Regions from separate parts of the Mus musculus genome. Here regions 1 and 3 are each linked to region 2. A link is a loop called in an ENCODE intact Hi-C map of the cell type or tissue named here. Cell type or tissue: heart. All regions are shown on one strand.

Region 1 (8,000 bases), 52 kb after region 2:
TTGTTTTATCTGAGTACAGAATTGACAGCAACTGGTAATATGAACTCTGTGTGCCATCAGTTTAAGAGATACCATTTTCTGTATATAAAATGATAAGATGTTGTGTTTGTCTTCTAAGCCAACATGTTGTATGTTCTTTTTTAATTTCAGAAATACTCCTTTTTTGCACTTTTGACTGATGTCTTAGAAATTGAAATCAAAGACAAATTTGCCAAGAGCCGGCCCATCATCAAACGCTTCCTGGGGAAACTAACCATTCCAGTGCAGAGGCTGCTGGAGCGGCAGGCTGGGTAACTAACTGCCCCTCACTTGCCTCTCTTCTGAGATTAGTTTTTGAGGAGACAGAAGTGAAGCTTGGTAGTCCCTGGGTGTGTCTTGTCGATAAGAAGTGGAATGTGTCTCTTTAATAAGTGCCCTTATGCTCAATAAAGTGCACTGGACCCAAAATACCTTGTTCCAATGATTCACCTCCTTGTGGTATCAATCCTTTCCCAAGTCTCACCTAGATAGCAGTCAGTGACCATTCTCCTGCTACTCGGCTGGTTCGAGGGCATGTTGAAATCTTGCTGTGACACCCTCTCATGAGAATGTTCCACCCTCATCTTATCCTGATAAATTCCATCCACAGGGCCTACCTTTATTCCTGAAACACAAAAACCAAACTTATTTGGAGACTTAGATTTAGTTTTTCACTCCTGTAAGCTGTCTATGTAAGTTGTGAGTAGTTAAGAAATACAACATGCCCCCACCCATTGTTATGTAATACATAGTTTTATATCGTGGCTACTAGCAAACTCAATACTGCAAGTACTCTGGGGCGGTATTAGGTCATTTTGTGTGTCTTTTTTTCACTTCAGAAGAACCTTTTGAATGTGTGGTAATATGAGCCCCCTCCTCATAGCGGCAGTGGGGGCAACCCCCTCGGATGCTGGGTTGTTACCCTGCCCATCGTTAGACTATTTCAGAGACTTGTCCACATAGTGTCAGCAACTCCCAGAGGTGGAGGGTGTGATGCTAGTCATTTCAGAGATGAGGCTCTCAGGCTGCAGGTGGGAGAGCCGAGATCTGAGCTCAGTCCCTCTGCTCTAGACCCGCTGCTCTCTGAAACATCTGGAGGACAAGTTGTAGTTGTTCCCTGCCCGGGAAGCTGGCCCTGCATATTCACTGCACTTTTTACACCTTGAGTTCTGCCTGTAAGTGTTGCCAGTGGAGACCTGACCCTCCACATTCACTTCAGGTTTCTGGGGTTTCTGTTTCCTCATCTGAAAACGATTACTCAGACTATGAGGCCCCTCTAGCCCCATCAAACTCACAGATTCTGATGGATTCTGTTCCGCTTGATTTTCAGAAGATGTGACCAGGGTGGGTGGACAGCCCACACAAAATAAAGCAATAATACAAAACTCTAGGAGCTTGGTTTATCTGATAAAAAGCTGAGACATGACAGTTATTTTTAAAGATAATAATTATAGCTTCTAGAAGATATATTTTGAGAACTTTTGAAATTATTCTTAGCGTGTATCAACAGTGAATGATTATGTTAGGAATCAACTGCAATAAAGCTAGTATATTTCTCACTTGATTTATATTAATTATAACCATCTAATTCAGGTACTATATCTGTATCCATTTATGTACTGATAGCAAGATTGATCAAGGAATGGCTTGAGCTTGTCAGTGGTGTTTGTGTTAGTCTTTTAAAGAGCTAAACACCCACGGGAGAGACAGACCCAGCTCTGTGTGTAGTGTAAGGAAGTCCAAAATGCATTCACAAAGTGTCAGAAGTGAGATGTCTTTCCATGAACAGGCTAAAAGCATTGCCATCGTACCAGATACTGGCATATGTTAAAATTTCTGACCTGATTATTGTTTTCTATTGAGTAATCAATACATCTTGAAAGGGCTGTACTTTGGTTAGTTACACATTTGGTGAACTGCAGCTATCTGAAATAGGTGATAGTGTCCAGGGCAGGGCTTTATGGGATAATCTACACTTCCTAATCTTTTTTTAAAGCATTTGTTTAACCGTAAAATTTTCCATGGCATGGCCAGCTTCCTTTCCAAAAGACTTGTCACGGTCCTATGGTTATCATTTTCTCCAATTAGTGGGAGAATGCCTCGGGCATCTAGAGAAAGTCTTTTGTTGTTTGTTTTTTATAATAGTAGTAATGTATAGCATATTCTTCGTAATGATACATCATAGCAGGAAGCAGCTTGAGTCTGGATGGGCTGGACAAACTCAGGAGGAGAACCGGGACCCACACTCCGTACAGAACACACTCTTCATGGAGGATCCAAGAGGCATAGGCCACTTTTCTGAACTGTGATATGGGAGAGTTGAATTGAGGATGTTTTTCTCAGTTAAAATTATTCCACGTAATGGTTCTTGTTTGGCAGTTAGTTATTATGTATCCATTAAGTGCCTACTAAATGTCAAGCACTGTGTTGGGCATTGGAGATGAGACAGTAACTAAAACAGATGTGTACAGTCCTTTCCTTATAACTCTTATAGAACACTCATTCTCTACCTTAAACATTGCTTTTGCAAATCTTCCCTCATTAGCATCACTAGTGGTTTTTGGCAGAAAATGGAGACGCAATCATTTTATTTTGACAAGAAAATGATGGATTTATTAGATGACTAGGTGTCAGAAAGTAGAGGCTAGGCCTTGGGATTTGCTGCTGGGCATACTCACCAGTGTGCAAGCACTTCTGTATGTCAGGGGCTCCCTGAATGGTGTGAATACAGCGGTGAATAGGAAAGGTGCATCCCTGTCATTGCACCAATTGCAGCTGCTATGGAGTTCTATCAAATATTCTGATGTAATATGCGTGTAATACCTGTTTGAACTCCCTGTTCAGCAAGAGTATTGATGGCAACATGACATTCAGGTATCCCACAAGTAGAAAATGGCAGTAAGAGGAACACCACCCAAAGCAGCCTGGAATCACGGAGACTGTGTGTCAGATGAGCTTGTAGTACAGAGGATGCCTGACAGGGGCTTCCTCAGTGGGGTAACGTGTATCTCATCCCCAGTCTGCCATCCAGTAGCTTCTTCTTATGGTAGCTACTTACCTTCATATCTTCCTCTAGTAAACAGGGTTTGTGCTTCCTCCCTGGTGGCCAGGGAAGTAAAGAGAACAGATCCCTAGAGCCCCGGGAATGTGTACATGTTCTTCAGTGAACACTTCAGGTGGGAAAGCAAACTGTTGGACAGCATCAGTCTAGGACAATAATATCAACATCATAAAAAGATATGTCTCAAGAACTTACTTATGAATTCAGATGAATTACAAATTGATAAAATTTTATATATATATATATATATACACACGCATATATATGTATGTATATTTGTTTACAAAACAAAGCTCTATATGTTGATGCTGCAAAGCTGACTAAAGGCTCTATAAAGTAGTGGTGCAGAGGCATCTCTTCCCAGAAGAGCCGGTAGAGGGCAGCGTGAGAGCAGAAATAGTGTGACTTGATTAGCCTTTTGGTTGTCTGTAATTAGTTGTCAATCAGCTGACTCAGGATAGGAGTTCCTTGTATTTGAATCTGGAAAATAGACATGGACTTGAAACAGCTGGATAATCCTATCCTTATGCCAGCCAACAGCCTAAGACCACCACGAAGGCAGGCCAAAAAATGAGCAGCAGGCCAGTTGTGATCAAGCCTAGCACCAGACATGGGATTCGGTACTCTCCCTCATTGCAGAACACCTGAGGTTTGTACCTGAGAGTCAGTAGGTTCCCCAGGAATGAGAGCATTATCTCTAGTCCCTTATTTTGCAGATGAGGAAGGTAAGGTCAGCCCGTGCGCACACACACTTACACACACATACACACACACACACATACTCACAATAGGAGCTGCTGTCTGGAATCAACCTGGTTTTATATTCTCATATTGTTCTCTCTTCTTTAATGTTTCCTATAAGGTGACTTTCTTTTTGTCCCTGGGCCACGTTGTGCTCCAGCCTGTATTTACTTCAAATTCTGAAATGTTCAAGGGACAGCCTGTGGGTCTGGGGTGGCCTGTGGGAAGAAGGCAAAGGTACACTCGGGATGAAGGGCTGTTTCTTCCCCTGCAGGGACCAAATGCTCAGCTACAACCTTGGCAGACGGCTCCCAGCTGACCACGTGAGTGGGTACCTCCAGTTTAAAGTGGAAGTTACATCTTCTGCTCACGAAGGTGAGGTGTCTCTTGCTGCATAAGCACACACTGTCCATTGATAGTTGGCATTTAAATGGAATCATTCTGTGTCCAGTGCTGGAAATGGAATGGCTTTCCAATGACTGCCAGCTTCCAAAGCACTTAGGAGAGTCTGGTTAGCAAAAAACGGCTCCAAGAATTACGTTTGCGTTACGAAGGTAGTCTGCAGAGATCGAACCTATACCTCCTGTGCCAGATGTTACACGGGATACTCATTTAGTGAGGAGTAGTGAGTTCTAGCAGCCAGTGACACGTCAGAGTCACCTTTGGGATGACTGAACTCAGCAAACTTGTTAGTTTCAGGACAGTAGGTCTTTCTGTCTTCTATTGAATGCTCACCAGTGCTGCTTCCTCACTCAGATGCTTCTCCAGAGGCTGTCGGCACCATCCTCGGAGTCCACACTGTGAATGGAGACCTGGGCAGCCCTTCCGATGAGGAGGATATGCCAGGCAGCCATCATGACAGTACTATCTGTGCTAATGGGCCAGTGTCCGAGGACAGTGTTGCTGATGGCACCCCTAAGCATTCTTTCAGGACTAGCTCTACCCTGGAGATCGACACGGAGGACTTGATCTCTACTTCTTCTAGAAATTCACCCCCCAGGGGCCGCCAGGATTCCCTCAATGATTACTTAGATGCTATTGAACACAATGGCCCCGCCAGGCCAGGGGCAGCCTCCTCCTCTGAGCGGTCCATGGGAGCCTCTCCTAAACTGAGGAGTAGTTTTCCCACTGACACAAGACTCAATGCGATGCTTCATATTGACTCAGACGAAGAAGACCATGAGTTTCAGCAAGACTTGGGCTACCCATCTTCTTTGGAGGAGGAGGGAGGCTTGATCATGTGCAGCAGGGCGTCGAGAATTGATGATGGGAGCCTGACATCTCAGACCAAACCAGAGGATGACAACCCTGTGGAGAATGAGGATGCCTCTATACATGAAACTGCATCCTTAGAAGAGAGGCTGGAGAATCTTCCAGAGGTTGCAGATGGCTCCTTGCCATCAAGTACAGCCCCTGATGAAAATGAAGCCAACCTGGAGCCTCAACCCAGTGCAGACCAGGGTAGCACTGAATTGTGTAGCTCTCAAGAAGTAGATCAGCCCACAAGTGGTGCAGATGCAGGAGCTTCTGACACATCTGGAGGGAGCCGCAGAGCTGCCAGTGAGACCGAGTCCCTGGACCAGGGATCTGAACCTTCCCAGGTGTCCTCTGAGACAGAACCCAGTGACCCTGCAAGGACAGAGAGTGTGAGTGAGGCCAGTACCAGACCTGAGGGGGAGAGTGACCCGGAAGGCGCAGACAGCTCATGCAATGAGAGCGTGACTACACAGCTGTCCTCCGTGGAGACACGGTGCTCATCTCTAGAGAGTGCGCGATTTCCAGAAACCCCCGCCTTTTCTTCTCAGGAGGAAGAAGATGGGGCCTGTGCAGCTGAGCCCACCAGCAGTGGCCCCGCAGAGGGGTCGCAGGAGTCCGTCTGCACTCCTAGTTCTTTACCTGCTGTGCAGGTGCCCAGCAGGGAAGAGGAAGGGTCAGCGGCTGAAGCTGCTGCTTTATCTGAGCAGGGGGAGCTAGGGGAAGTCTGGCAGAGGAGGGGGAGTCTTGAGGGAGCAGCCGCTGCTGCTCCTGCTGCTGCTGCCACTGATAGCCAGCCCCAGGAAGATGGGGATGCTGGGGATGCCCAAGGTGCCTGCGAAGGGGCCACTGCCCAGGAGGAGGGCGCCACTGGAGGTAGGATATAGAAGACAGCATGACTCTTGGCTTAAGCGTAACTGCTCAAAAAGAAATCATATAATTTACATATGTGTATATGCATAATTTACATGTATGTGGATATATAATTTACATATGTGTAGATATATGTACTATATGTAAATATATCATTGGCATGTATGTGTATATAATTTGCATGTGTGTAGAAGTATGGTTTGTGTATATGTAAATTGTGATGCAGTTTGCATGTATAGGTGAATAAGAAAATGAATTCCTCCTCTGGGGTTTACCAATCAGCAAAAGAATTAAAGAGGGGAAAATAAGGAAGCAAATGTATAGATACCTAAAGCCATTCTTATGCATCAGGCCTCCCAGTCTGGAGAGACCATCATTTGCCATTCACATAGCTAGGAAGAAGAGGGCATGATTTCCATGCACACAGACCTCAGTTCAAATTCAGTCCTTTTAAAGCAGGCATCATCTATTGCTGACATACGAGGCCTGGCAAGCAGTAGTCTTCCATCTTAAAGAAGATACAAAACCAATCAGTACATTGGTGTGATGTGTAGGGCGGGGATGGGGAGTACTGCAAGCCGCTCACTCTTAAAGCTCCAGAACAGGAAGTCAGTGTGAATGGGGAGGAGGGAAGCACTGTTTAAGTCTGACGTTGCAAGTTCAGACATAAAATTTGTATTTAAGATGTCCTAGAGAGAGGCTGGAAAGGGGGAAAGGGGGAAAGGACAGTCTCTGGTGCCTAAATAACACAGACTCAAAGAAAAATTGTTTCTTTTCATTTGGAATAGTGATTAACCCCAGGGCCTTGTATTTGCATGTCAGGCAAACTGTATGAGTGAAGCACAACCCAGCCCTAAGAATTATTTTCTTATTGTATGTTTTATTTTCTACCAAAATTATCCCCTTCTTTCCCTCTGAATCTTATTTTGCTTTTCACTATCTTATGGCCACTTTGTGACCCTAAAGCGTTAGTTATGAGCAGGCTAGAGGCAGAGAGGAGCAAGGGGAGCTACATGCTGGGAACATTTCTCTAGGAGCCTCTTCTGGGCCTACATCCTTGCGGGAAATAAACTGAAAGAGAATGGAGAGAGCAGCCTTGGAACTGATGTTTGAATTGTTTGCTTGCTTCCTTTGTATTGAGACAGAGTCTTTCTGTGTGGCTCAGGCAAGCCTGGAACTCTCTAGCCTCCTGCCTCATTCTGCCAGTACACCTATCCTAGGTGTGTGTTTTTGTTGGGGGGGGGGGGGGTAGTGGGGGCATTCATTTTGATGCAAAAGGAAAAGCAATACCTGGGTAACTTTCTACCTTTTACCCTAGGTTCTCAAACCAATGGCCACCAGCCCTTGAGGTCACTACCTTCCGTGCGCCAGGACGTCAGCCGGTACCAGAGGGTGGATGAGGCTCTCCCACCAAGTGAGCAGCTGTTAGCTAAAGGTTTACCTTACTGGCAGTGTGCAAAGGTGACAGGCAGATCCTTTCCCTGGTTCCTGGAGAAGAAGGTGTCTGAGAGATGCCACTTGACCAGTGGCTGGAATCTGAGATGCTCTGTCCAGGCACTCCCCTCTGGTACTGTTCTGAAGGAAAGGGCAGCTAGGATGAGCCAGCATTGTTCAGCCCATGGAGTGAATGCCATAATCCCTAGGTTTCAAGCATCAGTTGCATAAGAGAACTTTTTAAAATGCTTCACAGCAGTGTGATTTTCTTCAGCACCTAGGCGAGACGGACAGGTTTTCTTAGAAAAGCCTCACCCTGCAATGCACTAGCTTTCATCCCTTTCATCATTTTAAATTATTAAATACAGGGTCTTATTTTTTTTTCCTTAGGGATATACAGAACATGCTATTAATTTCAGAATTTACCCTACAGACTTTTGGGGATTATAACCATTATTTGAGAAATTAAAGGGTGTGTCAATGTCTTACTTTTAGAAGATGCTGAATGCTTTGATAGATGGTTGAGGATTAGGGGTGTGAGGGAAATGGTTCACAGCCCAAATTAGTGATACTCTTCACTCCTCATTAGCACAAAATATGAAGTCTGCTAAAGTTTCTC
Region 2 (8,000 bases):
TCCATGTGTTGGTGTGATTCCTATGTGCCAGCACTTAATGTCTCCCCATATCCCATACTTTAAAGCTCTTATTTTTTTCTTTATTAGATATGTTCTTTATTTACATTTCAAATGTTATCCCCTTTCCTGCTATCCCCTCCGAAAACCCCCTATCCTCTCTTCCCTCCCCTGCCCACCAATCCACCTACTCCCACTTCTTGGCCCTGGCATTCTCCTATACTGGGGCATAGAGCCTTCTCGGGACCAAGGGCCTCTCTTCCCATTGATGACCGACTAGGCCATCCTCTGCTACATATGCAGCTGGAGCCATGAGTCCCACCATGTGTTTTCTTTGGTTGGCGATTAAGATCTTCTTGTTAATTGGGAATTTAGTTCCTGCTCTATGTACAGTATTGGGTATATAGTAAATTTGAAATCGATTGTAAAAGTAGTTTGTGCTAGGGACAAGCAGGATCCTTTATATAGGAATGGGGGAGGTGGGTGCATTTAAGACAATGGATGGTCCAGAATCTGGGAGTCAGCTGAGGTGCCATACCTATGTATGACGATCAGGCCTGGAGACCTATTCCTGTACTGTGAGCCTTCCAGTAGCCCAGGGGAATCTGCTGTTCTCTCACTAGAAAACGGCCGAGAACTCAAGGTTTTGAACTGTTTTTCACTGAGAATGAGATCAGAGACACTCTGTTATTAAGTCTGCTGTAAACTGGCTACAGCCACCTTTGATGCTAATAAAGAGACTGAATTAGTGTTTTCTGGGCCTATTTACTGATCTAATAGTGACTAAGGCCATTATGAACCCACTGGCAAGTTAGTTAAGATGCTGCAGTTTTCAGGAGTGTTACTTGACGGAGGCAGAATAATGTACAAGCACCTGGCTTTGAGCATTGTTTCGATCTGGGTTCAAATCATGTCAATCATGAATCTGCGGTCTCTTCCTCTGTTCGTGGGTCTAACCTTGCTACCGACTTCATTCTTAGAGCACTGCGGTAGCAGTCAGCAGAATGTTGCTTTGTTCGTTTGGTTAGTTGGTTTGTTTTGTTTTTACAGACAGGGTGCCTAGCTCTGGCTGGCCTCAAACTTGAGCTGCCTGTGCCTCAGCCTCTTCACTGTTGGAAATGCAGTTGTGTGCCAGAGACCATTTTAAAAGCAAAGTCTTTATGTTCCTGGCACATAGTAGGCACTCTATCTACATTTGCTACTGTTTCCCCACGCAGGAAAAGCGTGATGATTTGTCCCAAGACTGCTCGGGGTTTGTCAAGTATGGCTGGTGGGCTTTCCAGCACCAGAACTCGCATAGCTCAGTGGATCATTAGAGCATCCAGGAAGTGGGTGTTAGGGTCACAGGAACAACACAGAAGAAAATGCAGTTGCCAGCTGTAAGGGAGAGCTGACACCCCATCTACCTCCTTCCACAGGAAACTCACCACAACACTAGGACATTTCACCTTGTTTACCTGCAGGCGTTGGAAAGGTTTTATAGTCTTAGATTGCATTCAGCAAGTACTTAGTAATTGCAGGGTGTGATACAGATGGGCTCATAGCTTCACAGAGCACTTTTCTATTTAAAATACTAATGAGTCTGAATTGGGTATTCCCCCTCAAACTCTTTTGAGTATAAGACAAGGGGGCTGAAGAGATGGCTCAGTGGTTAAGAGCACTGACTACTCTTCCAGAATTCCTGAGTTCAATTCTCAGCAATCACGTGGTGGCTCACAGCCATCTATAGTGCGATCTGATGACCTCTTCTCATCTGTCTAAAGACAGTGACAGTGTATTCACATACATAAAATGAATACATAAATCTTAAAAAAAAAAGAGGCAAGGGTACAAGCTGTATATTTTTATTTTTGAAATTTTCTGCCTTTCCTCCATCCAGCCTTTCCCATGTACTCTCTCAAAATCATGGTCCACTTCTTTAATTATTCTCTCTCTCTCTCTGTCTCTCTGTCTCTGTCTCTCTCTCTCTCTGTCTCTCTCTCATTGTGTGTGTGTATTCCTAAATACAAAACTATAGTCTGCTCAGTCTGTATATGTTACATGTATGTATCTCTCTCTCTCTCTCTCTCTCTGTCTCTCTCTCATTGTGTGTGTGTGTGTGTGTGTGTGTGTGTATTCCTAAATACAAAACTATAGTCTGCTAAGTCTGTATATGCTACATGTATGTATTTTTCGGGGCTGGCCATTTGGTACTGGGTGACCAGTTGGTGTGCTCTGGGGACAACCATTTCTCCTGCTCTCAGCATTCCTCAATTGTTTGTAGTTTTTTGTCTACCATTGAGGTTCCATGGGTACTGTGGAGGCAGCCATGTTGGTGAGACCTCACATGTGTAGCTTCTGCTATTTCCAGGAGATGAGCTCTGACATCACACTTCCTATCTTCTGGCTCCTGCTATCTTTCTGCCTCTTCTGAAATAATTCCTGAGGCTTAGGTTGGGGGTGGGGGGGTTGGGCTGCAGATCAGTTGGGGCTGGACAACACACGGTCACTTCCTCTCTGCATTTTAATCAGTTGTGGTTTTCTGTGATATCTGTCTGCTATAAGGAAATTTTTCTTTGATGAAGGGTGAGATCTATACTTATCTGTTGATATAAAGATAATTATTTAGAGTTAAGAATTATTTTTGGTTAATAAAGTGGGTTCTCCTTCTTTATCCAAGGCTAGCTTTGGGTAGTTGGCTAGGTTTCCAGGACCAGACATGATTTTCTTCTTGTTGAGTGTCCCTTCCAGTTAGAAGAGCTATTGATTACTGCCAAGGTATATGCACCAGTATGACAACCTTTGGGCTATCATGTCTTGCAAATCATTGCTTTAGTTCATAGGGATCTTAGATAGGTAGGATGCCTGGTTGCTTCCCTTTCTTGAGTGTTTTCATGCTGCCTTCTGGTATCACAAAAGCTAGTCTTCAGGTGGGAGGCTTTCAGGTCAGATCCATCTAGGCTCTCCAGGTTTTGTGTATGAAATCCATGGTGGTGTCAGCCTCTGGGAGGCAACTGAGTATAACAGAAACAGCCTGTACTGTTTTGGCAGACTCTTGGAAATCCTGATGAACAACTCAAAACAGAGCTTCTCACACCTTTTTGTGTTTTGTTGTTTGGTTGGTTTTTAATTGTTGTTGTTGTTAAATAGTCTATGGCTCTTGAGTTGGAGCATTGTCAGCTCAGATGGGAATACAGATACACACACAACAGAAAGAGAGAGAGAGTGTGTGTGTGTCTGGAAAGAGAGACCCATCTATACCACTCCTCTCATCATATGCCCAAAGGACTGGACATCCTACTCCACAGACGCTTGCTCAGGCCATGTTCATTGCTGCTCTATTCACAACAGCTAGGAAATGCAAACAAACTGAAGGTCCTTCAACTGATGAATAGTTAATGAAAATGTGGAGCATATACACCCTGGGGTAATATTCAGCTATAAAGAAAAATGAAATTGTCAGGTAAATGGATGAACCTAGAAGAGATCATGTTGAGAGAGGTAGTCCTGACCCAGAGAGCTCCAAATCTTCAGATGTGAATACATAACCTGGAGTAACTATGGAAACCAGGAAAGCAGAATGAAGTCATAGGAGGGGGAGTGATAGAGACAATAGTAGTGTTGAAGTGATTTGATGGGGGGAATGGGGCCTTTAGTTAGGGAGGGGAGAAGGAGATTAATACAGAAGAGAGGAGAGGGTAAAATAACAGGAAGAATGTCTAGAGAGTTATAAGGAATTATTTTATTTTCTATCTACTTAAATTACATATAGTACATATAAATCTGATACTAGCTATACTTATTATTGTAGCCATTTATTCATTAAAAGTAAGGTCAGAAGATAACTTCTGAATTGATGACTGTTTGGAGACTTTCATTAAAGCTATATATTGTTTGCAAAGGCTCTAGTCCTTTTTAATAATTTGAGGTGATAAGTCTACAGATTCCTCACTGGACTGATGTGGCTGCTCCCAGTCCATTCACTAGCTTCAGGGAAGGCCATAGCTGATAAATGGGAGTGGTGTACTAGAGATTCCAGAGAGCAGCTTCTCTGTCCAGACTCTATCAGACTGTGTGTGTGTGTGTGTGTGTGTGTGTGTGTGTGTGTGTATAACTCATTCCTTGGAATTCTCCCATGGAAAAGCAAAGGAAGGAAGCCGAGGGGAGGATGGGGCGATTACATCCTGTACCCTTTCCAGGGAGTGGCCACATCTGCCTCAGCAGAAGGGACATAATGGGATGTGTTTTTTCACTTAGGATGCCTGGGCAGTAACAAGACTTGATGTGTGGCCAGGGCAGCTCAGTGTTGTTCTCAGCTGGACAGGACTGTTCTGTATAGGTCACCTCTAGTTCTACCTAGTATTTCATTTCTAGAACATCCGAGGAGCAGGGAGAGGCAGAGCATCAGCCAAGTGGACTTGGCAGGCCCCCAGGAACACCTGAGGACTCCGGGCCTGCTGTGGCCTTGGTTCTGGCTGCCGCTGTGACGAAGCTGCCAAGGGTCTAGGCCAGGTGCATGCTTTTAAGCAGAATGTGACATATCCCTCTTGCTGCTTCCTGCGCCGGGATCGAGCTGATGGATTCTTCCTAGCAAAGACACAGAGGAACTCTTGGGGACTCTTAAAGGTAAGGTACAGGAAAAGTCTGGACTCCTACTTGACTTCCTTGTCCAAGTGTAGGTTTGTGCCTCTCTGTGCCTCTCTCTGAGAAGTTCTTCAGTGTAGTCCTCTCCATTGGTTACCAGTGGTGACTAGTGAGCTGTGTGCTGTGTTTGCCATATTTAGTACTTGACAGCATGGTGCAGGAGACCAGTGCAGGGATTAAGACAGGAAACTTCTGTAGGAAACAGGAAGTCCCCTTGTTGACTTTTTGAAGCCCCCACCACCACTCCCCCACCAGCCCCGTTTGAGTGGATTGCTTCACTGTGTGTGGTAAGTACAGCTTCTCTCTCCAGGAATATTTTTTTAAAGTGCTGAGACTCTGAGCCTAAAGCAGGTTAGATTATCTGCCCCTGGAGAAAGTTACTTATTGATTATTATTTTTTTTGTGTGAAATTTGAAGCTTTTCTTTCAGGGCATGAGGTGCTAAAGCATGTTTCTCTTCAAAGGAAGCAGTCTGTGGACGAGCTGTGGAGACGTGTCCCAGAGACCATGATGTAACAATGATATTAAAATTAAAAACAAAAGGGGGTTATCCATGGGTGACACAAGGCGACAGGGACACCGAGACACAGAGATAGATAGATAGACAGGATTTTATGTATTCCAGCTGACCTTGAAGTTCCAATAGCCAAGGATGACCTTGAACTTATTATCTTCCTGCCTCTACCTTCTGAGTGCCGGGCTTACAGATATGCGACACTGTGCAAAATTTATGACGTTCTAGGAATCAATCCTTGGGTTTATGTGATAGGCAAGCACTCTTCAACTGACTTCTGCTCCCAGCTCTGGAAAGGTTTTTGTTGTTGTTGTTGTTTTGGTTTGGTTTGGTTTGGTTTGGTTTTGGTTTTTAAAAATACGATAAAGAAGGGTTTTGTAATCAAAACCCATTATTGTCATTCGTCTTGTACACGTGCTGCTGAAAAATTTGTTCTGCGTTCCTTGTGTAGAGAGAAGAGGGCACCTCTGTGTGGTTCTAATAGAACTAGACTAAGGTGCATTAAGCATTGAGTGACTTCCATTCCAGAACCAGGCAGGTCTACAGAGCTATGTGCCTTGTGGCAGTTTCTACTTGCTATACAGTATTCTTACATACAAGCACATGTGCCAGATGTGCAGCCTTGTGGCAAGTGTTGGTTAAGAAAGAAGAGTTTGGGGCTGAGGAGAAGCTCAGTCAGTAACGTGCTTGGCACGGAAGCATGGGGACCTGAGTTGAGATCCCCAGAACTTGTGTAAGATGTTGGGATCAGCAGCACATGACGGTAACCGCAGTGGTGGGCGGGCAGGAGGATCCCTGGAGCTCACAGCTCAGCCATTCTAGCCCATTGGTGAGTGTGGCAGTGTGTGCTTCTAACTCCAGTGCTGGATCAACAGACTGGGACAGTCCTTGGGTCTCAGTAGGCAGCTAGCCTAGCCTGAGTGGTGAGCTCCAGGCCAAGGAGAGACCTTGTCTCAGTCATTGTGAGGATGGCGCCTGATGTTGTCCTCTGGCTTCCAGATGCATATATCCAAACACATGAGAAAACACACACACACACACAGAGAGAGAGAGAGAGAGAGAGAGAGAGAGAGAGAGAGAGAGGGGACACACACCACAAATTGAAATAAAAAAACTAAAATGTGAAAACATGGAGGAATGTGCTTTGCATATGAAAATCGGCTTCCTTTGAAAGAAGGTTGAGGTAGATGAAAAGTTCTACAAATGTACGTGTTTCACTCCCGTGGTTTCCAGGCTTGCACCGTCTATTCATATCCTCACTGCAACCCTTCTAAGCCAGGTACCATTAGAATTTTATACACTAAGGAAACAAAGCGCGTGCCATAGAATGGAGAAGTGAAGCTGAAACTTCTCGCTCCTGTAGTCAAACTGCTGCCTCGACAGTCAGAGGTGCAGTACCCATTGCATCTGCAGGATAAGCTCTGCACGTGAAGACAAGCACACTTCTCTTGACACATAGAAAGTCCATGTGGACTTAGTGCTAGTGATGTAGATGTGGTGTTGCATTGAGGTTTCTGCTAAGGTATAGAGATTGGGAGCCTTCTGTGCTGACTGAGTACAAAGCTGGGCTTTGAGGAATTGTTTGGATAAAGAGAGGGGCATAGGGTAGACCTAAAGAATGAAATTATATGATGGTGGTTTGATGTGGAGAGGTGAGAGGTGACTAAGCTACCTTCCGGGGTTGCTGAACTAGAGTCAGAGCTGGGTCCGTGGCCTTTTGCTCTAAGGGTGGAGATTTACATGTGCCACAACTCTGTTCTTCCCTCCTTAAACTTCCAGTCCGTGACGTTCCAGCATGCTCAGTGTGGATGCTTGCAGTGGTATGGCAGACAGTGACATGCAGTGTGTAGGAACATGGTCTTAGGGTAGGGGTCTAGAGTTACTGTGTAGGTACTGGAGGTCCTCATCTTGAACATATTTCTAAAACCTCTCTGATGTCACTTCAGAGAGCTGTGGGTGGTTTTAATGAACTAATAGAGTTTAAATGCTAGGACAGGGCTTGGCAGCAGACATTATGTAGTTACGTATCTGGACTGTGGACACTCACTCCATCAGAACAAAATCTCCACTCCTTTCCTCCCATCTGAGTCTTTACCACATGGGACACTGCCCAGACAGTAGTGGTACTCAAAGAACATTTGTTGAACCATGTTTTAACACTGTTACTTTCTCCATCCTGTCTACGATTGTTACTTTCTTTTGATCTTTTGAGGCTTAAACTGTTTAACTATCTTTGACCTACTAACAGGTTTCCCCAAATTAAAGCCTGTACGTTTCTCCAAATTAAAACCTGTAGAAAAAGATATTTTTTTCTGTATTTTAAGTGGTTTTCCTTAGGATACAAAATAATGGGTTGTGAGTTGTGTACAGTCATGTGCCATTACTTTGTTCATATTCATTCTCTGAATTATCTGCCTTGACCTTTCCACCTCCTGCTGCTCTGCTTCCTTCCTCCTTTTAAATGGTCTTCTTCCTCCTGCTTTTATGCTTCTCGAGCGTGTGTGTGTGTGTGTGTGTGTGTGTGTGTGTGTGTGTGTGTGTGTGTGTGTATGCTGAGCAGTGTAAGCTATGTCTATATTTAACTGACCTATTGTGCTGGCTTTTTTTACGTCAACTTGACACAAGCTAGAGTCATCATAGAGGAAGGAGCCTCAATTGAGAAAATGCCTCCGTAAGATCCAGCTATAAGACGTTTTCTTAATTAGTGATTGATGTGGGAAGGCCCAGCCCATTGTGAATGGTGCCATCCGTGGGATGATGGTCCTGGGTTCTATAAGAAGGCAAGCTGAGCAAAACATATGGAGCAAGACAGTGAGCAGCACCCCACCGTGAACCTCTGCATCAGCTTCTGCCTCCAGGGTCCTCCT
Region 3 (8,000 bases), 130 kb before region 2:
CCAACAACAAAAAACCAGTAGAGCAAAACTGTGCTGAGTGTGTGTTTTGTGTTTGTGTTGTTTTCCTTCTGAGATTGAGAACTGCACTCGAGTCTTTTTTTTTTTTAATTAGATATTTTCTTTATATACATTTCAAATGCTATCCCGAAATTTCCCTATACTTTCCCCCAACCCTGCTCTCCTACCCACCCACTCCCACTTCATAGCCCTGGTGTTCCCCTGTACTGAGGCATATAAAGTTTGCAATATCAAGGGGCCTCTCTTCTCAGTGATGGCCGACTAGGCTGTCTTCTCCTACATATGCAGCTAGAGACAGGAGCTCTGGGGGTACTGGTCAGGTCATATTGTTGTTCCACCTATAGGGTTGCAGACCCTTGGGTACTTTCCCTTGGGTACTTTCTCTAGCTCCTCCATTGGGGGCCCTGTGTTCCATCCAATAGATGACTGTGAGCATCCACTTATGTATTTGCCAGGCACTGCATAGCCTCACAGGAGACAGTTATATCAGGGTCCTTTCAGCACAATCTTGCTGGCATATGCAATAGTGTCTGGGTTTGGTGGCTGATGGATGTCAAGTCTCTCCCAGTTTTCCTGATCATTTTCTCTAGCAGATTCTTCTGGGCTATGACCTTTGCTACGACAGAAACCCACTACACCTGTTAACAGAATATTGACTTTTCTCTTTCCTAGCTTTTTCAGCTGTTGGCCCTCTGTGTGGAAGAGACGTGAGGATGGACTGGTGAAAGGCCACCTGATAGCAGTGGACAGGAGGTCTTCTCTTCTTCCTGATTATCTTTCTACTCATTGTTTGGCTGATAGTAAAGCATCCAATCTGCCACTGTACTTTCTCGGCCCATTTCTGCTCTCAGAGTTGAGGTAGAAACACCTCCTTTCTGACCTCTTTAGTCTTTTCTGTCCACATAGTGTCACAGGGACTCCATAGAGCCAAAGGAGTGTGTTCACCTAGAACTTGGTCCTGCGTTCTTGAATACATCTAGATGCTTCAGGTACATGATTCTCCTGATACAAACCTCCAGGCCTGCAGATGCTATTTGCTTGAGTGTATTCATAGGATTTTGCCTGAGGCTAGCCTGGGAAGCAGTGTGTTCCTTCTTGGGCCCAAGGGATTTCTAATGGGCAGCTATTTGCAGAAAGTGCAAATGAGCATGATGCACTCCAAAGTTATGAAGAGGGTAGAGCTCAGAGTGGAGAGAGAAGAGCCTGGTATTTTTAGTACCACTACAATCTGGCTAGTGTAATCAGTTCTAACCATATCTTCTAGGTTCAATAAATAAGAATAGGAATATTTACTTGGCTTAATTTATCACCTTCAAATATTTAGACATGGATATTAGGCCTTCAGTTTTGCTCTTGCTCTGAAAATTGCAAATGGTAGAGGTAGGTCTAAAAAGAACATTATCCAGTTCTCATGTTGCCCCATCTGCAGTCCTGAGGAGGATCAAGCCAGGCAAAGAGCATACAGGTGCTCACCCATACAGGTGCTCCATCTGCCAGGATCCTTCACTCCTTAGCACAGTGCCTGACATAATTACTGGATGGATGAAGGGTTGTGGGATCGTGGCTTAGTGGAAGGGAAGATTTGCCCAGGGAAGGGTCCTTGCAGTGCCACTGGCTGCAGTGGTGTGTAACGGGCTGAAGAGGCAGTTGTACTAGGGCGTTCCCAGTGTCTGAGTATTTGTTTGTTTGTTTGTTTTTTGTTTTTTTTGGGCTCATCTGAACTTTGAATTTGAGGGATAGTATTAGGCACCCTCAGCTATGTGAGCTTGGTATGTGTTTTTATTTGCCATTTATCAGTAGCATATTTTCTCTCTGAGGGATGGGAACATCACAGTTATTTCCCCATTTGGGTTTTTACCACACATACTCATTATATGCAGTTTAATGAGGTTTGGAAGAGACAAACAAAACTACACTACGGACATGTGAAACAAAGTAGAAGACAAATATGTAAGAAATACATTACCAGACAGCCATTGTGATTGTTACTGCCCATTTAAACTGTTTTTTTTAAAGCAAAATGAAACTATTATATTTTATGACCTTTTTCGTATATGCATTAGAAGTTTTAAAAACATTTAAAAAAATCAAGTCATATGAGACAGAGTCAAGGAAATGCAAGGATTACTACTGAAGGGTGCTTTCATTGATATGCTGGAGGTGTTTGTGGTGTGACTTAGGGAGCTCTTGGTTCGTTTGAGGGACTGTATAGAAACTGAGACTTAGAAATTGTTATGGTTGCTGATGTTTCTAACCAGGGAAGTCTCAAGTGCAGTAAACTGTCTCAAGTGCTCAGGAGAAGTGTAGAGGCTGTGACCAAACCAGGAGCTGCTCTGTACTGACACTTAATTTGAAACCTGAGTTGCTTGATATGTACATGTAGTACATGTAGGTGAAGATTTTGAGAATAATCTACATTTTAAGTAATTAATTTACTTGTTATGTATTTTGAGCAAGGGTCTTTGTTGTTTTGGCTGAACTTGCGCTTTCTATTCTTCTGCCTTGGGTACGCCATGGCAAGATAATGGGATGAACCAACATGCCTGGCTTTCTTTATATTTAAAAAGTTATCTTTTAAAAAATAAACAAAGCAGAAGAAACCCTGTACTCTCCTAATATGAAGCACATGAAAAACTTAGGGTTGCAGTGTTAATTTGAGAATTGGTTGGTTATTTCTAAAAAAAAAAGGAATCAATTTCTGTTTTGTCAACTTCTTTCTGACGTGCTACAGTATTTGAGAAAAGAGTTTTACAGTAAAGACAATGTCTCCGGAGCACTCGTGGTCTGTCATAACATATAATTTAACATTGTCATGCTGATACGTAAAGTTTCTTAAAAGGAGGCGTTAAAAACATGTTTCTGCTGGGACTGCCAAAGTACTTTGTATCATGCAAAAATTCTGTGCCTTGATTAATTACAGCGAACTTATTTTGTAAGTAAAAGTAGAGTAGGCAGTTTCCTCTTAGAGTCATTTTTTTTTTAAATTTCTCTGTCTTTTATATTTTGATGAGAAAAAAAATCTTTATTCTGGGATATGACTTAGCCTAGCCAATTAGGGCAGGAAAACAAGGCTGTTCTCACTCTTAGAGCCATGCCTCCCATCTGGTGCCCATGCCTGTCCATCCAAGTCAACTTTGACCTTGGCTTCTGCAACCTCGAGCCTTAGAAAGTCAGCATTGCTGACTTGTGGGAGACTTGGGTGTTGGGGAAGCCAGAAGGAATTAGCAGGAACATGGCCAGGAATGGAGATGAGGTGGAGGACTACAGTTGCCTCACATTCTTCCTGTGCCGTGTAGGCAAGTCCTTCCCAAGGGCTGCCCTGAGAGCATTGCAGTGAGTTCAGAAAAACAGAGAATGTACAGTTTTTATGAAAGCAACAGTTGATAGTCTTAAGACGCTAAATTGTATAATGAAATTAGCAGTGGTATTTTTGTTGTTATTGTTCACTTAAGTTTAATTTTGAGACACAAAGTTTGCTGTGAAGTCCAGGCAGGCCTCCAAATTGAGATTTTCCTGTCTTAGCTTCCTGAGAGTTCTAGGATTAAGGGTGTGTACCACTTTATCTGGCTGGCTCTAATTGTACTATTTGAAAACATCTTTGTTTGAAAAAACAAAGTACCTGGGAAATGTTCCTGGGATTCTCCAGTGAGACCCCGGGTTCTGCACTTATTCTCTTAGTGAGAGAAACAGCTGCCTTTTGCTGGCATTATTTCTGTGCTACTCCCCTATTGGTGTGGATTATTTCTCTGCTCATATCCTTTAATACTCAAAGGTCATGTGTCAGAAAAAGATGTGTATGAAGGAGACGTTGCCTAAGGTCAAGTGATGGAGAGTGAGATCTGGACTTTTCTTCCCTTAAAGGTTGGTGATAGCCAAGTGCTAGATCTTAGCTAGTAAACCAAGAAAGCATTGTTTATGCAACTCTGAGCATACAGATATATAAGATGGGCTCATAAAGCAAGCATTACTGTTGATAAATTATAAAGATTTGTAATGCACACATGTCCAAACATGCCATAACTCATCTGTAGAGGTTAGAGGACAGCTTTTAGGAGTCAGCTTGTCCCTTCCTCCACATGTGTCCTTGGGATTGAACCTAGTTCACCATGTTTGGCCACAAGCTTTTCACTTGTGTCATATTGCAGGGCCCCCAACTTCTTGGATATACATGTAACTTTGCTATTTATTAATATTAAAAGCCTTTTTACATATTAATGAGGTGTATTTGCTTCATTATCTAACATAATATGTCAAAATATACTAGTTCCATTCTTGCTGAGGAACAATGAGAGGGAAATATTAAAGTCTTCATTTTTGTAATTAAGCCATTACATTTATATAGGAGCAGAAACCCGTGTGAGTAGTGAAGAGACCGCAGTTGATGACAAGTAGTGGTCTCAGATCTGAAGCACAGTGTTGCTGGCATGGAACCCCCAGGTACACCTTCACTGCATTATATTTCATAACAACAACATCTCCTGCAGTCCTCACATTCCGTTCATTTGTTTTTTTCTTACATTGGAATTGTAAAGGTAAGGGCGGTGCTATTCATCTAGAAAATTTAATTATGAGCAAAGGGTTTGCATTATCCATTTTTTCTTTGTGAAAAGGGACATTTTGAGGATATTTGACAATAAAACTAAATATTTAACAACTAGTCTAGGCTGTATAGAACTTAGTCAACTTCCCCCCAGGGACCACCAGCAACAGCAACAGCAGCAAAAACAGAAAGAGGAGAAATTTAATACACAGGGGGCTAGGCGGAGGCAAAGCCAGCTATTGCTGAAAGGTCATGGAACAGGATCCTCAACCCAGAACAATCAAGAACAATGGAATTAAGCAAATTCCCGAAGGAAAAGAACGTTTTGAGTAACTTGAGATCCTTAGGGAGGGGTTAGATTTTGGTCAGCATTAGTACTTAGGTATTTAGTGCGTATGCTTTCAGTTAATTTTATCTCTTTAAAAGTGCGAGCATTTTAATGTATTGTTGAGCCCAACAGTAAGAAACAAGCCCAGCTGTGTGCTTTACTTCAGTGTGGAAAATTTACTGAATGGAGACTCTGGGTTAGCCTTCGAGAGATTAGCAGTAGAGATAAAGTGTGTATGAAGCTGCTTGTAGATTCTAAAAATAAAACTGGCATCCCCTTCCAAAACAGGGCCGGTCTAAATAGCCCATTTCTTCTAGCATTTTCAAGCCTTCAAAGGGTTCCATTGCTTTGTAACTGTCAGATGCAAATGCCACTACTTATATTTATGATATAAATATTTATATCAAATATTTAAATTAACAAGTATGGCTTAAAACAGTTAAGGATGATGCTTGGCGAAGTGGTTCACTTCCTTATTCCTGGTGTTCTGGAGGCAGAGGCAGGTGGATCGAAGTGAGCTTTAGGCCGCCCTGGTCTACTTAGTGAGCTCCAGGTGAGCTAGGCTGCATAGTGAGACCCTAGCTCAAAATGAAGGAAAGGAAGGAGGAAGGAAAGAGGGAAGGAAGGATAGAAGGAAGGAAGGAAGGAAGGAAGGAAGGAAGGAAGGAAGGAAGAAAGAAAGAAAGGAAGGAAAGAAGGAAGAAAGAGAAGAAGGAAGGAAGAGAGGACGGAGAAAAAAGTTAAGAGTGCTTAGTACCCTCAAAGGTCCATAAAACAAATATTTTTATATACTATGTAACAAGTGGGGATGAAGAAACAAATTGTGGTAGAGTCATGTGATGGTCATATGTTTTTTCTTTAAATGATATATGCTGAAAATATTTAAATAACTGAGAAATACAGTAGAATGATAAATGAAAAATTTATACATCTTTAAATTATTGAGAGTGACAATAGCTCTTGATGGTCCAAGATGCCTAGCCTTCCTGGTGCTAGGTGGGTGCATTGTTACCAGTTACCACTGTTATGAAATGTAATGTGACAGACAGCTGTGTGTGTGTGTGTGTGTGTGTGTGTGTGTGTGTGTGTGTGTGTGTACCTGGCAGGCCCATGCCAAGGTGTGCCCTGAGAAATCATGCAGTATAACAAATCTGATATAAAGGAAGTTTCTTTGAGAGAAGGGAAGGGGAGTAAGGGCCTGAATAAGGATCAGAGCTGTGAGGGCGGCAGGGGTGGAGGTGGGGTGGGGGGTGCACAAATGACAGAGAAGGACAGGAAGAAGGACAGAGAGAGAGAGAGAGAGAGAGAGAGAGAGAGAGAGAGAGAGAGAGAGAGAGAGAGAGAGAGAGAGGAGAACGTGGGTGACAAGTAGTTCTTTTATAAGCCACACTCAGGTGATGGTGTGTCTCTGGGAGGAGCCTAGCAGACTCACCTGTAAGCTAGCACACTGGCCTTGTAATTCATTCATTCAGGCCAGCAGTCATTCGTGTGGCATCTGCTGCACCCAGGATTGAGCTGGGCTGGGACACAACGATGAATACAGTAAATAAAGCGCCCAAGCGCTTCAGTATTTGAATGCATACTTGCTATTTACTCATAAACGTTTGCTGGTAAGCTATAGAGTTCTAGTCAAATGTCACAATCTGCATTCCTTTCTTGGGTGAAAGGCTTTGTTTGCTTGAGGAATTGTGATGATATAAACCAAAGTTCAATAAAAAGAAGCCAGGAGATGAAAGTTACCTCAAAAAATAGTAAACGTACTTTTTTGAACATGTTTATTTTGGGGGGAAAACAATAGATCCTAGAATTGGAACTTGGAAATAAAATTTGATGTTTGTTAATATACCCACATTTCTTCTTTTTTGGGGGATCCTAAAGACCAAGTCTGGTTGGTATGCACTGATCTGGGCAATCATTGGGGGTGTGGCCTGTCTTCCTCACTTAACTGAGAATTCCTGAAGACAGGTACCAACAGTGACATCTTTTCTTCACCTTGCATTCAGGTTTCATGGTGTCTGACAAGCTATGGTACCTAGTTGTTTGGAGATGTGAGTGACTGATATGTTTACAGCTCACTGCTAAAACATAGGCTAGATGTGGTGTGGAGAAAAGAGTTTACCATTTGAGAAGCAGAGTCTACCAACCCCACGGCCAGGCATGTAAAACTTTCTTTTGAGTTATTGTCAGGGGGTGTCCAGAAGACATCTCAAACAGCATAAACTACTACCATTGCCCAAACAGTTATCACAGCCGGCAATATGCTTCCCTCTCTGGGATGCACTTTGGCCATGGACCACTGAGGTCATTTATAGCAGCATCTCACAGGCCTTGACAACATGAGACTGATGATGTAGCGACTTAAGCTCCTTAGAAGGAAAGTGTCATGCACATCTGAATTGGAGATGTGGTTATTTTTAACTCTAGTGGGAGTTCAGTGGCAAACAATGAAGAAAACAGGACTTCAGATTTGGATGAAAACAGACTAAAAAAGATTATGAGCTGTATGTGTGATAGTTATAAAAGTGCCTGAGAAGAATGTGAACACATTAGAGTTACTATGTATGTAAGTGTGTGTATATAAATACAGGGACCCTATGTGCATACTATATAGCGGTTACTTAGTACCCAGCGTGGATCAGTTAACAAAGTTAGATGAGGTGCCAAAATCTGTAGATATTTAGAGCCCTTATAGAAATGGTATGGCAAGAAGCAAGAACAAATGCTTTCATGCATTCTATACATACATTCTATGTACTTCAAATCAGCTAGCTTAAAAGAAAACATACTTATAACTAGTATATTTTCAGCTTCTATGTGTAGTTATTGAGAACTTGCATACTGTCTAGCACTGGGTACGAAGCAGGCCATTCTATGATTAGAATCCTCATATTGTAAATAAAGCCTGACGTTGGAGCAGAGAAGGTCGAGCATCTTCCTTTCCTGCTCTAAGGCCATCAGTAGCATCTTTCTGGTAGAACAAACTTCAAATTTCGCTTTAAGAGGTCTCTACAGTGTATTTTCCACTTTATGGCAATAACTCTGTAAAGTCTATGCTGTGATCACATCGATATTCTGTGCCTCCAAATTTCTGCTAAATTCCTTGCTTGTTGCAGT

What was found. Peaks named below come from ENCODE experiments on the same cell type or tissue, not always from the same donor. Only the 100,000 strongest peaks of a DNase experiment are listed, where the experiment ranks them.
Region 1: it touches region 2 in a loop (1.8-fold over the local background); 5 of 42 quality-filtered maps call a loop at or near these places.
Region 3: a loop joins it to region 2, with 5 times the contacts of the local background. A loop is called at or near these places in 3 of 42 quality-filtered maps.

What each region holds. Positions count from the first base shown.
Region 1 is chr1:53,923,260-53,931,259 of GRCm38, reverse strand. Hecw2 (HECT, C2 and WW domain containing E3 ubiquitin protein ligase 2) reads left to right here. Exons shown (of 29, transcript NM_001001883.3): 7 at 151-290; 8 at 4,095-4,195; 9 at 4,577-5,950; 10 at 7,266-7,361. Among named protein-coding and RNA genes, the nearest start is that of Mir7681, 78 kb to the right of the region's middle. In heart, a CTCF peak has its summit at 3,454 (motif pointing right); no DNase peak of the experiment used is centred here.
Region 2 is chr1:53,974,797-53,982,796 of GRCm38, reverse strand. The region is part of intron 2 of Hecw2 (HECT, C2 and WW domain containing E3 ubiquitin protein ligase 2); the gene reads left to right. Among named protein-coding and RNA genes, the nearest start is that of Mir7681, 130 kb to the right of the region's middle. In heart, no CTCF peak of the experiment used is centred here; a DNase peak (open chromatin) is centred at 4,176; H3K4me3 peaks cover 1,756 bases; H3K27ac peaks cover 1,674 bases.
Region 3 is chr1:54,106,260-54,114,259 of GRCm38, reverse strand. The region is part of intron 1 of Hecw2 (HECT, C2 and WW domain containing E3 ubiquitin protein ligase 2); the gene reads left to right. Among named protein-coding and RNA genes, the nearest start is that of Hecw2, 85 kb to the left of the region's middle. In heart, no CTCF peak of the experiment used is centred here; a DNase peak (open chromatin) is centred at 3,199.